Linked DNA regions of Homo sapiens: region 2 is linked to region 1. A link is a contact called in ENCODE Hi-C or POLR2A ChIA-PET data. All regions are on one chromosome and are shown on one strand. The core of a region is the stretch at or near the end of the contact, and the rest is flanking DNA. Distances in the headings are between cores, read along the strand shown.

What was found. Hi-C counts contacts between places; a loop is a spot of excess contacts on that map. ChIA-PET counts read pairs that join two places held with the same protein, here RNA polymerase II (POLR2A). Pooled maps may share reads with other maps.
Region 2: a map of posterior vena cava shows a loop between it and region 1 (5-fold over the local background). The contact joins two enhancer-like sites. A Hi-C loop is called at or near these places in 13 of 168 maps with a recorded cell type or tissue (IMR-90, MCF 10A, PC-3 and 8 more) and 18 of 50 pooled maps. POLR2A ChIA-PET finds 5 or more read pairs at or near these places in 2 of 52 experiments (AG04450 and activated CD4-positive, alpha-beta T cell).

Annotation. Positions count from the first base shown.
Region 1 is chr15:49,900,247-49,906,821 of GRCh38, forward strand. It overlaps ATP8B4 (ATPase phospholipid transporting 8B4 (putative)), which reads right to left. Exons shown (of 28, transcript NM_024837.4): 21 at 846-993. Among named protein-coding and RNA genes, the nearest start is that of ATP8B4, 220 kb to the right of the region's middle. Within about 2 kb of position 2,650, at least 4 of the 41 ENCODE cell types and tissues checked have a DNase peak (open chromatin) inside an H3K27ac peak, as active enhancers do; they include IMR-90, where a contact is called at or near this core.
Region 2 is chr15:50,051,863-50,058,437 of GRCh38, forward strand. All of the region lies in intron 3 of ATP8B4 (ATPase phospholipid transporting 8B4 (putative)), which reads right to left. Among named protein-coding and RNA genes, the nearest start is that of ATP8B4, 64 kb to the right of the region's middle. RefSeq lists a silencer at 6,410-6,575. Within about 2 kb of position 3,274, at least 12 of the 41 ENCODE cell types and tissues checked have a DNase peak (open chromatin) inside an H3K27ac peak, as active enhancers do; they include IMR-90, where a contact is called at or near this core.

The DNA.
Region 1 (6,575 bases), core at 1,400-3,899:
CTCTAAGCACTAAGAGCTAACAACAGACAGCTGATCGCAAGGGAGAAAACACAATATCCTCATACCCAACTTCTTTTGTCCTCTAAGAAACTGTCTACAAGAAGATACATTTATTGTCCAAACCCTAAAGTGAAAAATGATCATCAAAGCCAGAGAAAGATGTGAGATTAATTCCTTGTGCATATAAATTATAATTTCACTGGAGCGTAATTGGAGCTTTTGTATTTTAAATTAGAAACTCAGAAGAGTATTTTCATGTTTGTTCAAGATTCAGAATCTGAACTACATTAAAAGTACAATGCAAGTTCATTCTATTAGGACAAGAACCAGATTTCCTAATCAAAGCAAATTGTTTGGCATTGCTGTAAAATGCTGCTATTTAGAAAAACCACTAGAGGTATCTTAATGGCAATAATTTCGTATAGTAATTACATGAAGGTCAGGTTGTGCTCCACAAATCACAAACATTAGTAAGAGCAATAATTATAATACATCCACCCAGTTGCATTATTTTAATTAAGTAACAGTGAGCCGTAACACTCCCCTCTAGAAAGGCACTTAAATAATACTGCTAAGTGGTCTATAGTCATTTAGACAAGATTGATATTCTGTGAATTTAGCATTTCTTTGGAGCCTCCCCTTTACTGTGGTGATCCAAATAATAATGTATGAGATATATATTAGAAGTTTCCTTTCCCTTTGCAAACAGGAAATCATCGCATATGCCCTGTATCTAGTAGTGACATTTGTCTGGAAAAGACAAAGGAGGTCTCATTATGATAGCACAAAAGAGATGATTATTGCAGTGAAGAAAAAGAAAGGACAAAAACCTTAGGCAAACTCACCAAACTGTGGCCATTTATGATTAAGGCATAATCTCCTGTTATGGTTTCTTCTACAATAGAATCCAACTCCAGCTGCTGCTTTTTTTCACAAACTACATGGCCATTGGAAAAATTTCTGTTTTGTCCAAACAAATTTTGTTTTGCTTTCCTTAAAGGAGAGGGTGAAAAGTGAAACATAACAAAGCATACAGAGCATGCCTACTAATTCTAACAAGAAACTTGCCTAGAGGTAAATTTATTTCACCACTATTCAGAGAGAATATGGCATAAGACCCAGTTTCAGTAAGCAAGCTGGATAATTCTTTGTGATGGGAATATCTTAGCAAATTTCCAAATTCCAGGATGTAGGAGAGTAAACATAATGAAAATACAATATCTTGAATGTTTAAAATGACCTAAAAGCTAAATCACCATCTTGAGCTGTGTTTGAACTAGGGGATCTTGATAGATTTGGTACTTAAGACTGTCTGAGCTTCAAGGGCTTAAGAACCACTATCTGGCAGGCATGCTGTTAAATAATGGAAAGCACAAGACTAAAGACAATTGATGAAATCTTCTAGGAATTCCAGGACATCTATATATAAAATAAATTCATCAATTTGAGGTACAATGTAATACGATCCAGCTTAAAATAGTCCTCTGAGAAACATATTTTTTAAAAAAAATTTAACAAGAAGAAAAATGATGGTACTTACTGAATTGGCATAGCCATTATAATAGGATAGAACATTTTAAGCAAAAATTGTATTCAGCTTAAAAAATAGAATAAATCTTCTAGGAAAAAAACTAGACACCAAAATATAGAGGGTTGTTCCAAATGGAAACGCCCTCCAAATGCTCTAGATCTAATTAGCAGTAGCTATAAAGCAATCCTGCTCACATCCCATGCATCTCTGCCATCTAAGAGGAAGATTGTATGGTGACATAGCACACTTAGAAGTGGCATTCTACTGTTCTCTCCAAAATGGAAAGATGATGCCCTTAAAGGAAGGGAAATTCCTCTTCAAGAACAGTTGAGTGCAGGCTTTGAAGTAACATAAGGCAAGCTGACAAACCTACAGAAGCTTCAACCACGACCAGAGAACTATCCAGCATGGGTCATAACTGGCATTTACAAAATGAGCACTCAGGAGAACATGGAGAGTGAGAGAAGACCAGAAAGTGAATATTGTGTCTTTTGGCGAAATGAAATTACTCATCCTGTGTAGAAAATATTTATTAAAATGGTTTTATGCTGAGGCTCCTCTGAAAGAAGAGAATGTCCACTTACCAAAACAACTGTTTTAGCCCTCAGCTGTCTAATTATTTGAAAATGTAACACCAATTGTTTACATACTAAGTTTAAAAATAAAAATGATACAAAAAGATACATTAACTTCTAGCTCAATATCTCCTTCTGCTGTCCAAGACCAAAATCACATCTGCATTTAGGAACCCAGAGGTCACATGGTTCCAAGAATCATATCACACATTTAACAATCAGTTTGCAGAATCAAAGAAAAAGATGTATAAAGTCAGAGTGCTATGTGTGAAATTTAGGGAGTTACAAAGGGGAGAGGGAAGTAGAACAGACATGAAAAATCATTGTTGTAAGTGAGAGGATCAGACTTTCCCATCAGATAACTATGTCAGGGAATCCTCCTCACAGTCATGAAAATGTACAGTGCCAAATAATAAAGAAAGCAAGGGAGACAAGTTCCTTGGAAATGAACATTTCTCTGACAATGTTGCAGAGCTCATAAATTGTGACTTCAGAAAGCACCACAGGGAAAACATCTCCTGAGTACTCCTTTTGAGTAAAGTTCTCACTCGCTGTATAAATGACTCAATCTGTTTTCCCCTTAGAGAGTAAAAACATTCCAAAGAAGGGTGAAGTTCATGAAAGTATTGGCTGAAATTCTATTTACTTAGGATTTTTTTCTCCTTAAACTGTCTTCCTAACATCTCACATGAACCCTTTTCCAGGCAGAAAAGGGACAGTTTTTCTGGCTCTGCTGAAATTGTCACTGCACTTTCTCTGTACAGGCCAACGTCTCTTGGCCAGATTGGGCTTTCATATTTTTAGACCTTTGCCCACGCTCTGTAGCTGTCATTTCTTTTTCTTCCTGGAATTTAGCTCTTCAAACACCAGCTGGTTCTCACAAAAACGATTTATTAGGAAGGGAAAAAGCTACACATAACTCCCTTCAATGACTATGAGCTATACATTTTTGAAGCGTACACACAATGCTTAACCACATAATACAAATAACAAATGCTAAAACAAAAGAGTGCCTGTTTTTTCCAAGCTGCGTAATGAAGGGCAGTTTATTACAATTCTTGGCATGCAGAATCGCATTAACAGTTGAGGCAACTGTGGCATTCACAGCCCCATGTCACTACAAGCACAGCAAAGCATAGTTAGGCACATACTGGCTTGCATACAACCTATAAAGAAGAAAAGAGGATGGTTGGAAAAAAGAGTCGTTTAGTCAGTCCTCTTAAGGCACTCTATATTGAAAGGTTAAATTGATCTGTTGTGGCCAGGCACAGTGGTTCATGCCTGTAATCCCAGCATTTGGGGAGGCTGAGGCGGGCAGATCACCTGAGGTCAGGAGTTCAAGACCAGCCTGAACAACATAGAGAAACCCCCATCTCTACCAAAAATACAAAATTAGCTAGGCTTGGTGGCACATGCCTGTAATCCTAGCTACTCGGGAGGCTGAGGCAGGAGAATCACTTGAACCTGGGAGGCGGAGGTTGCAGTGAGCCAAGATGGCGCCATTGCACTCCAGCCTGGGCAACAAGAGCAAAACTCCGTCTCAAAAAAAAAAAAAAATCGATCTGTTGGAAATGGATTGAAACCATGACATCCTGTTTAAAAGAAGAAAATCTGGACTTTGATATGAAAGCTGGAGCTTTGAGCTTGGAACCTGGAAACCTGGGTTCAGACTGCCTCTGACATCTTATGTTTGTTTCCACAGTTGAGTTATCTGACCTCTAGCCACTTGATTAGCCAGCGACAGATCCATGGCTGGAACCTACGTCTTCATATTCACAGTTCTTGGTCTACTGCACCAAGCTGGTTTACACATAGAGTCAGCCACAGACTGCCTCTAGGTTGGACTAAGACACAGTGCTGGAGGGACAGTTTTAAGGGACAGCACTACCCTGCCAACAGTAGAGAAAGGGAGAAAGTACATGAAATTTTGATTTGAATTCCCAGTTCCATTCCTTACTACCCTACCTGAGAGACCTTTAAGATGTTCAACCACTGAACCAGTTTCATTATTAGAGTTCATGAAATGGGACCAGCCAGTCAGTTTGGCTAGTGCCCCAAGCAGTCAAAATAGATCATGAAAACTTGGGCTGCTGCACCAGTGTGTGCCAGAAGATCTACAAGATTACCTAAGTAAGTGCTCTAAAATTTTATGATTCATGAGAGAAATTTAATGTACTAAAACATTTTTCCTGGGTGACTAGGGGTTAGGAATTAGGACCAAAATGCATTTTGTTTGGCCTGCACAGTGTCTTAAAGAATCTCTATGGCTTTATGGCCAACATGATGTTCCCACTCACCAAAGGCCCCATCACTCCCTGATGTATAATAGATAGCCCAGATCACATGATTAATGCTATATGCCTGTTCCTGAAGCCATTTGCATTTGAGAACCCTGCACATTCAAATAAATAATTTTCCACCAAGTAGATGTTCAAAAAATACTGATGCATATTTTGCTGATTAAAGAAGAAATATCAATTCCTAGTTATATCACTGGGATACTTCTTAGAAGCAGTGGAGTCACTTTATGATTTAGTTAAAGAACATGAGTTTTTCTAATAACAAAACACGTGATCAATGCTACAAAAATGAAATACGGAATGAGTTTTCCTCTCAGATCAATCAAAATTAAATTCTCAGTCTGTTTTCCTTTCAGCAGAAGACATATGAATTGGTGAAATGTATTCAATGTAGTAATTTTCTGAGAAACCATAGCAGGGTTTAACTGTAGCTTTCTAGGCATGCCTTTAATAATAAGGCAGCTACAGCAGCAAAATTAACCCAGGACTCAAAGTGTCTAAAATGGTTTCACGACACTAAATTTGAAACAAGCCGTATGTATGATATGTATAAAAATTATATATCCATGTTTATGAAATAATCTAAGCACATTTGACAGGTTTAAATATAAGCATTTTGGTCATTTCTTTTCAATAGCTACTATTGTTCAGATCCTGTTCTTTGGTTACACTTTCTTTTTAAATGAACTCCCACTGAACTCAAAAGCATAACACAAGAAAAAGAGATGGTGCAAATTTATGATTTCAATATTTCATCCCAAAGCTGTAGGCTTAGATATAAGTAGCTGAGATTAGGAGTATAGAGAACAACTTTGAGCAATAGCTTTTTTGGATGCCATTTTACCCTCAGTCCTAGTATTAAGAAAATGCACACTATAACTATAATGATTTCTCTTACATAGAATTTTCTATCATATGTTGCCTCTCTGTCTTATACTCTAAGAATGGGGTTACCTACAAGTCTGAGTAGAAATAACATTATTTTCCAGTCAGCTGAGCAAGGTGGCCCCAAGGCTCCTGAAATATTGAGTCTAGCTGGAAATTCTTTATTTTTTTTCTTTTGAATATTTTTTCTTCTCATTAAAAAAGATAATTTTTTTAGCTTTTTTCTAATTGTAAAAGCATTACACAAACACTATTACAACATCAGATAATACAAACAGCCATAAAGAAGGAAGTAAACATGATCCATAATTCTATCACCCAGAGAGAACCACTGTTTATATCCTCCAGATCTTGATAGGCAAGGAGGTAAGGAGGTGGGTAGATGTATAGTGTTTTATACATATATGTACCTACATATATATACACACACACACACACATGCACACACACTTTTTTGCAAAAAGAGAGATCACATTACGCATGATGTTTTGTAGTCTCATTTATCATTTAACAAAAATATCATGGGCATTTTCCAATGTCGAAAAATACAAAATCACTTTGAATGACTGAAGAGTGTTCCATTGCATGTATATATCATAGCATTTAACAAAATCCTTCATGGCTGGTTATTTGAGCTATTTCTCATCTCTATTATCATAAATCAATAGAGCAATAAATATTCCTTTTTATACAAATTCATACATTTGTTCACTTATTTTCTTAAGGGAAATTTCTAGAAGAATCACTGGGTAAAAACTATGCGTATGTGTAATTTTGAAACATATCGCTAGTTTGTCCTCTAGGGAGTTTCTATCAACTTACAGTCCCAACAACAGCATACAAGTAGTTCACATTTCTCCATATTCTTTCCACGTAATGACAGTTGTGTCATCTAGCCAACCAAATGTAGTTGGATAAAATCTTGAGATATTAACTCAATCGCTCCTTTTCCCACTACTACTAGGACCACAAGTGATCCTCTCCATTTAACTAGAAACATACTTTGCTTCAGGAGGATCTGCAGAGCCAAATATAGAAGGAGAAAAATACAACGAAACTTTTGTTTTTGAGCACCAAAATAGGGCTTTGAAACTCATAGCAGCATCATTAGTCTGAATTTCAGCAATCTGGAATTTCACTAATTGGACTTTTGGAAAAAGAAGGGGGGGATTTCTTTAAGTATCAAAAGAATAAACTTTAAATGAGTCAAGGCATTAAAATGATGACAAAAGGAGCAGAGTAGGAAGAAATTACTTTCCTTCATTTCCCATCCCAGCCTAGGGA
Region 2 (6,575 bases), core at 2,024-4,523, 150 kb after region 1:
TGGGATAAATAATGCCAAACAGAAACTATGACAATTTTCTCCTATTTGCTTAGCATGACATATAGCAATGATTGTGTTTGTTCTACTCGTTCTGTTGTAACTTAGTCACAGATGATGAAAACCCTCACAGCTTTGAATGGGAACAAGGAACAAGGGCTCCCCCTCCTGGAAAATCTCTGGGCCAGTCTACTTTTCTTTGTTTTTCAACCAAAAGCAAAACACATTTCCATTTCCACTGCCCTGTCCAAGCATATGAGTACTGCATTGGTAAGACCTTAAATCAGGCACATTAATATTTAGTCATTTCATAGGCTATAGGCCTACAGTCCAATCTGAGTACAGTTCATTCCATAATAAGGCACAGAAAGATCTTCACCACTATCCTCTCAGAAGTACTTTCCCACCATGAATGACTACAAACATCCCAATCCAGAAGAAAAGGAGTAGACTCCACGGAGCCTCTTTGGTGCTGATAAAAGCCAAACTAGAGGCCACGGCATTAGCTTGTTAGTGAGGAGGAATGGTTAACAGATTCCATGATGAGGTAGGCTTGGGCTCACAGTCACAGGTGATGCCAGACCAGGGCAGGGTCCCACATAGTGGGAAAGTGCCTCCCCGTAAATGAATGTGAGGAAGCACATGTTCCCTGTGGAAAATGTGCTTCCAAGAGGGAGAAGGGCAAAGATGAGCTGAGGCCCATTATTCCTCCAAGATTGGCCCATCGGGTCAATGACTTCATCTCACATGTGGCAGAGTAGTAATGGAGTTGGGAGAGAGTGTCACACCAGTAGAGAACCCTCCACCTGGAAGGCAATGTCATTGCTTCTCTAAAATATTTTAACGCAAAGGCCCTTAGGTAGGCAAAAGGTGGCACACTTGGGGATCTAGAAGAGGGCCTATGAGGCTGGACTGCAGAGATCAGCACAGACTAGATGGAGTAGTTCCTCAGAATACATACTAAGAATTTTAGTCGTCCTTATTATCAAGACCAAAAGAGTCTTTATTATAAAGACTAATAAAGACTAAAATCCTAAGTGAAGGGGGAATTACTGAAACATCTTAAGCAAAGAAGTAACTTGAGATTTTTATTTTAAAATATCACCCTAGCTAGGTGGAAAACAAATCAGTGGTAACACAAGAATAGATATGAAAAGAGCGATGAGGAGGTCTTTGCATTAGTCCAGGTGAAAGATGATGCACAGCTTGGATCAGGGTGGGGACAGAAGGAACGACCATGAATGGTAATAATTACTGACATTTATCAAGCTCTTACTATGTGTACTAAGAGTTTTACATTTTACAGCTCATCTTATCCCACAACATTCTTATGAAATAGGTACTATTATTTCCTTTCTGTAGAAGGGAAATCCAAGGTTCAGAGAGATTAAGTAACTTACTAACTTACACGAGTTGACACAGCTTGTAAGTGGTGATTGTAAGAGCCAGGATTTGGATCTAGCAATAGACATTCTGCTCCAGAGCCCACCCTCTTCACCACTGTGCTGCCCCAATTCATTGCAAAGCAGTTATCTCTTCTGCTTTCAGAGTAATCTGCCCTTGCTCTCTCTTCCAGTCTGCATTTCAAGCCTGCTGCCACTTTCTTACCAAAGGAAATTCAGTTTATTTACCTTCTCCTCTCTAGTCAAGCCCTTCAGGCAGAGCCCTCGTTCTACTGCCTGATGTATGCTTACAGTTTCCTTGGATTCTCTTTCAGTTCCCCTCAAGAATGATTCTCTTGGCCCCTAACAAAGCTCAATGCAGACAAATAGTAGACATAACCACTCCCTTACTTTAGCTTTCAACAGAAGCACAGTGGCCAAAGTCCTTTATATTTCCAGCATTTACTACTTGGTGGGGGGGTGGGGTGAAGGTGGGGAATAAAGTAAAGAAAATGGAGTAAAAATGACAAATTTTTCAGAGATGGGCTACCAAATAAAATATTAATAAAATGGGAAGTATTATTTTTTCTAGAGATCCTCATTATACATGCAAATTAAGTATATTGCTTAAGTAAACAAAGCAAATAGAAAATAACAAACTCTGCTATATTAGCAAACATTTGGAGCATTTGGGAGATTGCCTCAATTTTTCCACTGGCAAAATGGAACTAATAACATTTCTCATATATTTATAGGACTATCATGGAAATGAGAGCATAGATGTAAAAATATTTCTGCTAAATTGAAAGAATTATGCAAATATAGGATTTTTGTGAGTGATCCCAAATAATTCAACTGTATCAAGAAATGCAATGTACTAGTCAGGATAACCAGCTATGCTACAGTAATAACTCCAAAATCTTCACAGCTTAACCCAGTAAGAGTTTGTTTCTTGTTCATGCTACTTGCCCAACATGAGTCTCCTCATCAGATACTCATAACGGAGCACCCACCATCTCCAATGCTTCGAGGTATATTACCAGAGGAAAAAGAAGCTCTGAACAGTCTCACTCTCAAATGTAATGCTTCAACCCAAATGCTCACAACTTACTGGCCAAAAGAGTCACCATGGGTCCAAAAGACAGAAAGCTAGAAACATTAATGGATATCACTAATGGCTATTGCAACCAGTAATGGACGCTAACCTAGTATTTTGAGAGTAAGAGACATATCTACTAGCAAATATATCAAAAACCAACTGGCTGGGCACGGTGGCTCACGCCGGTAATCCCAGCACTTTGGGAGGCTGAGGCAGGCGGATCACAAGGTCAGGAGATCGAGATCAGCCTGGCTAACATGGTGAAACCCCATCTCTACTAAAAATACAAAAAAATTGGCCGTGTGTGGTGGCAGGTGCCTGTAGTCCCAGCTACTTGGGAGGCTGAGGCAGGAGAATAGCATGAACCCAGGAGGCTGAGCTTGCAGTGAGCCGAGATCGTGCCACTGCACTCCAGCCTGGGCGACAGAGGGAGACTCCGCCTCAAAAAAAAAAAAAAAAAAAAAAAAAACAAAAAAAAAAAAACACCAACCTCAGCACTTTAAATTCAGTCCTGTTAACGACACATGTAATATTCCTTTGACTATTTCCTCTCCCCATCAGCTAAACAATGTGCCAAATTCCTTAGTTTCACGAACTGGATAGATTCATCTCCCATCCATAATTCCAGGGTCAAATTAGCTTAAGGCAAGTACATGGCCCACCCTCCTAATTACAATTTTGAATTCAGACACTGGCACATAAACTACGTCAATTCTGAAATTTGCTGATAATGTAAGCTTTCTCTTTTCTATTGCATTCCAATCTGGAAACAAGTAGCCCTAGAGATTACTAACAGCAACTTGGGGCTATGAGTGGGGAGGCTGCCAAGAACAAACTCCGCACTAAAAATGCAGGGCCAAGAAATGCAGAGAAAGAAACTAGACCAAGCCTCTCCTGAGACTAGCCCTATCTCTGGACTTTTCAGCTACATGATCTGTCCATTCAACTCAAACTAAGTCAATTTGAGTTGGTTTTTCTTTTACTCTCAACCAACCAAACACCAGGTAAGAACATTCATAATATATGCAAGATCAGTTTGCTTTTTAAATAATAGCTTACTTGTATCTCTATGTTTGTCTTAAAGAATGCATCCCAGAAGGCTTAAACCCAAATGAGCTCAGCAGTTGTCCAGAGACACTGCCTACGTCTATGAATCCCACAAGCCCCAGGAGCTTTTGCAATCAGTACCACAGTTTCCTCACTATCAAATCATCATCCCACATTTGATGAAACATTTGTACATCATGACAACTATAAAAAGTAACCTTCCAGAGCTTGAGGGGGAAAACATCTAGCCCTTCTTGCCACAAAAGGAGGCAAATACAGTATTTTTATGGTACAATCCAGATTCCAGAGACAGAAATAATCCTGACTAATAAGGGAGAGATTATCTCTAAGCCATAAAATAAAAAACAAAAAGGGATTGTGTCCACAAACTACTGGCATAAAAGAGGAAGTAGCCAAAAGGCATTTGTACCGCTCAGAAAATATGTGAATTACCCATGTTCATGCAAAGAACCCAAAAGAATGCATGTATGGGACCTGGAGATTAGACATCTGGTACCTCACTGATACCAGGAAGAACCCCTGGTAGTTCCTCAGTATCAGCTGACTGTTGCCTGGTGCAGAGTCCACAGCTTTCCAGGATAGGGGCAATGGAAAGACGACAGTGCTCTTCTACGAACGCTGCTGAGGAAGCCTCAATCACAGAAGAGGCTTTGCAGAGTGTGTCAATCAATACTGACTACACTCATCATCACCACCACCACCACCACCATCATCTTAACGTTCTCCTGAGCCTCAGCTCCCAGACTTGAGCAGAAAACGTGTATGAGGAGGCAAAGAGCAGAGGGCACATATCCCCCAACATTCATTCATTCATTCATTCAACTAATTTTTGTTAAAGTCCTTCTGTGCTTCAGGCAATAATGTTATTGAGCCAGGGCTACAGACATGAGTAAGCAAAGACCCTCCCATCATCGAGTAAGTTTGTATGTTAGTTGTGGAGAGAGAGGCAGGAACAAGCAGACAATAAACTTGTAAACTGATGACACAATTTCAGGAGGTGATCATCAAATACTATGACAAAAACAATGAACAATAGAGCAAGAGCACCTTGCCTGCCAAGACTCCCTCAGGAAGCCTTCTTGCTTGATTTTCCAGGTTAATGCAGTATCAAGATTACCCTACTTGGTGAGACCAGTGGGAATACGTGTCCCCTAGGGGTGCTCGTTTCCTGGGTGCCCAAAAGAATCCTTTGGGCTATGAGAAATAAAAAAGAACTTCATGTATATTTTAACTAAAAATGTTAAAGTTACTAACATTTAATTACTATACACAATATATGTATATGTATATGTGTATATATATATATATACACACACACACACACACACACCTATAGCAAAGACAATATAATATCTATATTATCTATAGTAAAAACATATAGTACACACATGCATATATGTGTATACACACATATAAATATTAACAGTAAAGACAATCTATGCATTGTCTATATGTATACACACATATAGATTAATTTCTTTTTATTTTTTTATTTTTTATTGAGACAGAGTCTCGCTATGTTGCCCAGGCTGATCTCGAACTCCTGGCCTCAGGTGATCCTCCCACCTCGGCCTCTCACAGAACTGGGATTACAGGTATGAGCCACCACATTCGGTCAGATTTAATTTTCTTTTACAAGTGAGGAACATGCTCATAAACTTTGAAAACTGTGGACTAAACACTTATGGACAAAGGAGCTCATCTGTGCCTCCTCCTTTTAGATCTCATGTCACTAAGACTTGGGCACATAATGGAGAACATATAACTTTCTATGTCATAGATTCTCTGGGTCATACAGTGACACCAGATAATGGTATTGCCTCCTTCCATCTCCAGGCGCTATGCTGAACACTATATCATCTCAGGCAGTCCTTAAAAAATCCAATGAGCTGTGACTATTTCAGCACCATTTTACAGATGAGGAAACTGAGGCTTTGAACAGTTGTGAGGGTTGCCCATAAAAGCAAGTATTGTACAATCCTGTGTTCTCCCAAATGGTGTTTCGTGAGCAACGAGTCAGAAACTAGGAAGTCTCTAGACTGCCTTTTGGTTAATGGACTCACTGGCCCTCATCCGACATCCTTCACTCTGGTGAAGAACAGAACCTCTCTAAACTAAAGCACAGTGAAGAGCTCACATTAATTCAATCAGCTGGAGCAGTCACTTCCAGTCCTTTCAATCTAGGGAGAACATTGCTGGGCTTGTCTAGGGAGCTCATTTTCCATCTAGACCCCAGGAACAGAGATAGTGGCCAGGAAAGCTTTCAGGCCTCTGTCTCCCCACAAAGCAAATCTGCCTGACAGCATCACAAACTTTGTTCTCTTTTCTACCTTCCAGCCTTAATTTAGGGTTCCAGTGTCTGAAAGACAGTTCTAGAGCTAGTAAATGGCCTAGGAATAGTAATTTATCTACAAAGAACTAATTTTGGATAATTATCAGGGGAACAAATTAAATTTCCCTCTGAGATTAATTTAATCACACTAATTTTTTTTTCTCCAGGGTGTTTAGACGTATATAACATTTTAAGTAGTTGCAGTAAAATGTTTACTTTCTTTTTGTGACATCTAAAAAGGGACTGAAAATACAGACAGAAAGAGAGAGAGAGAGAAAAAGACCTAGCATATGCCTTCTCCAGAGAGATAAGAAGAAGGCATACAAAAGAGCAAAAGAAAAGAAAGCAAAGATTGTATTTCAGTGGGACTTTCCTGGGGCATCCCTAATGATCTGTTTGCCTCCTATCTCTGCTGGCTAGAGCTCATCTATGCCTCCTCCTTTTAAATCAACTGGGGATCTAGGGAGTCAGCCCTCAGCTTTGGCCCACGAATTCGTCTTATCCTGAGCTTTAGGGATCTTGTATGATCAGAGTGGGCATTTCTTTGAGTTGAGGTGGGGGCTGGCTTGTTCAAGCCCATTTCCTGAACTACAACTTTGGACAACTTAGTGCAGATGGACTGCTTTGTTTATTTGGTCTGAAAATTAGACCATGTTCACACTGCTGTGTAGTCTGGGAACTAGGCCAAATTTCAAGA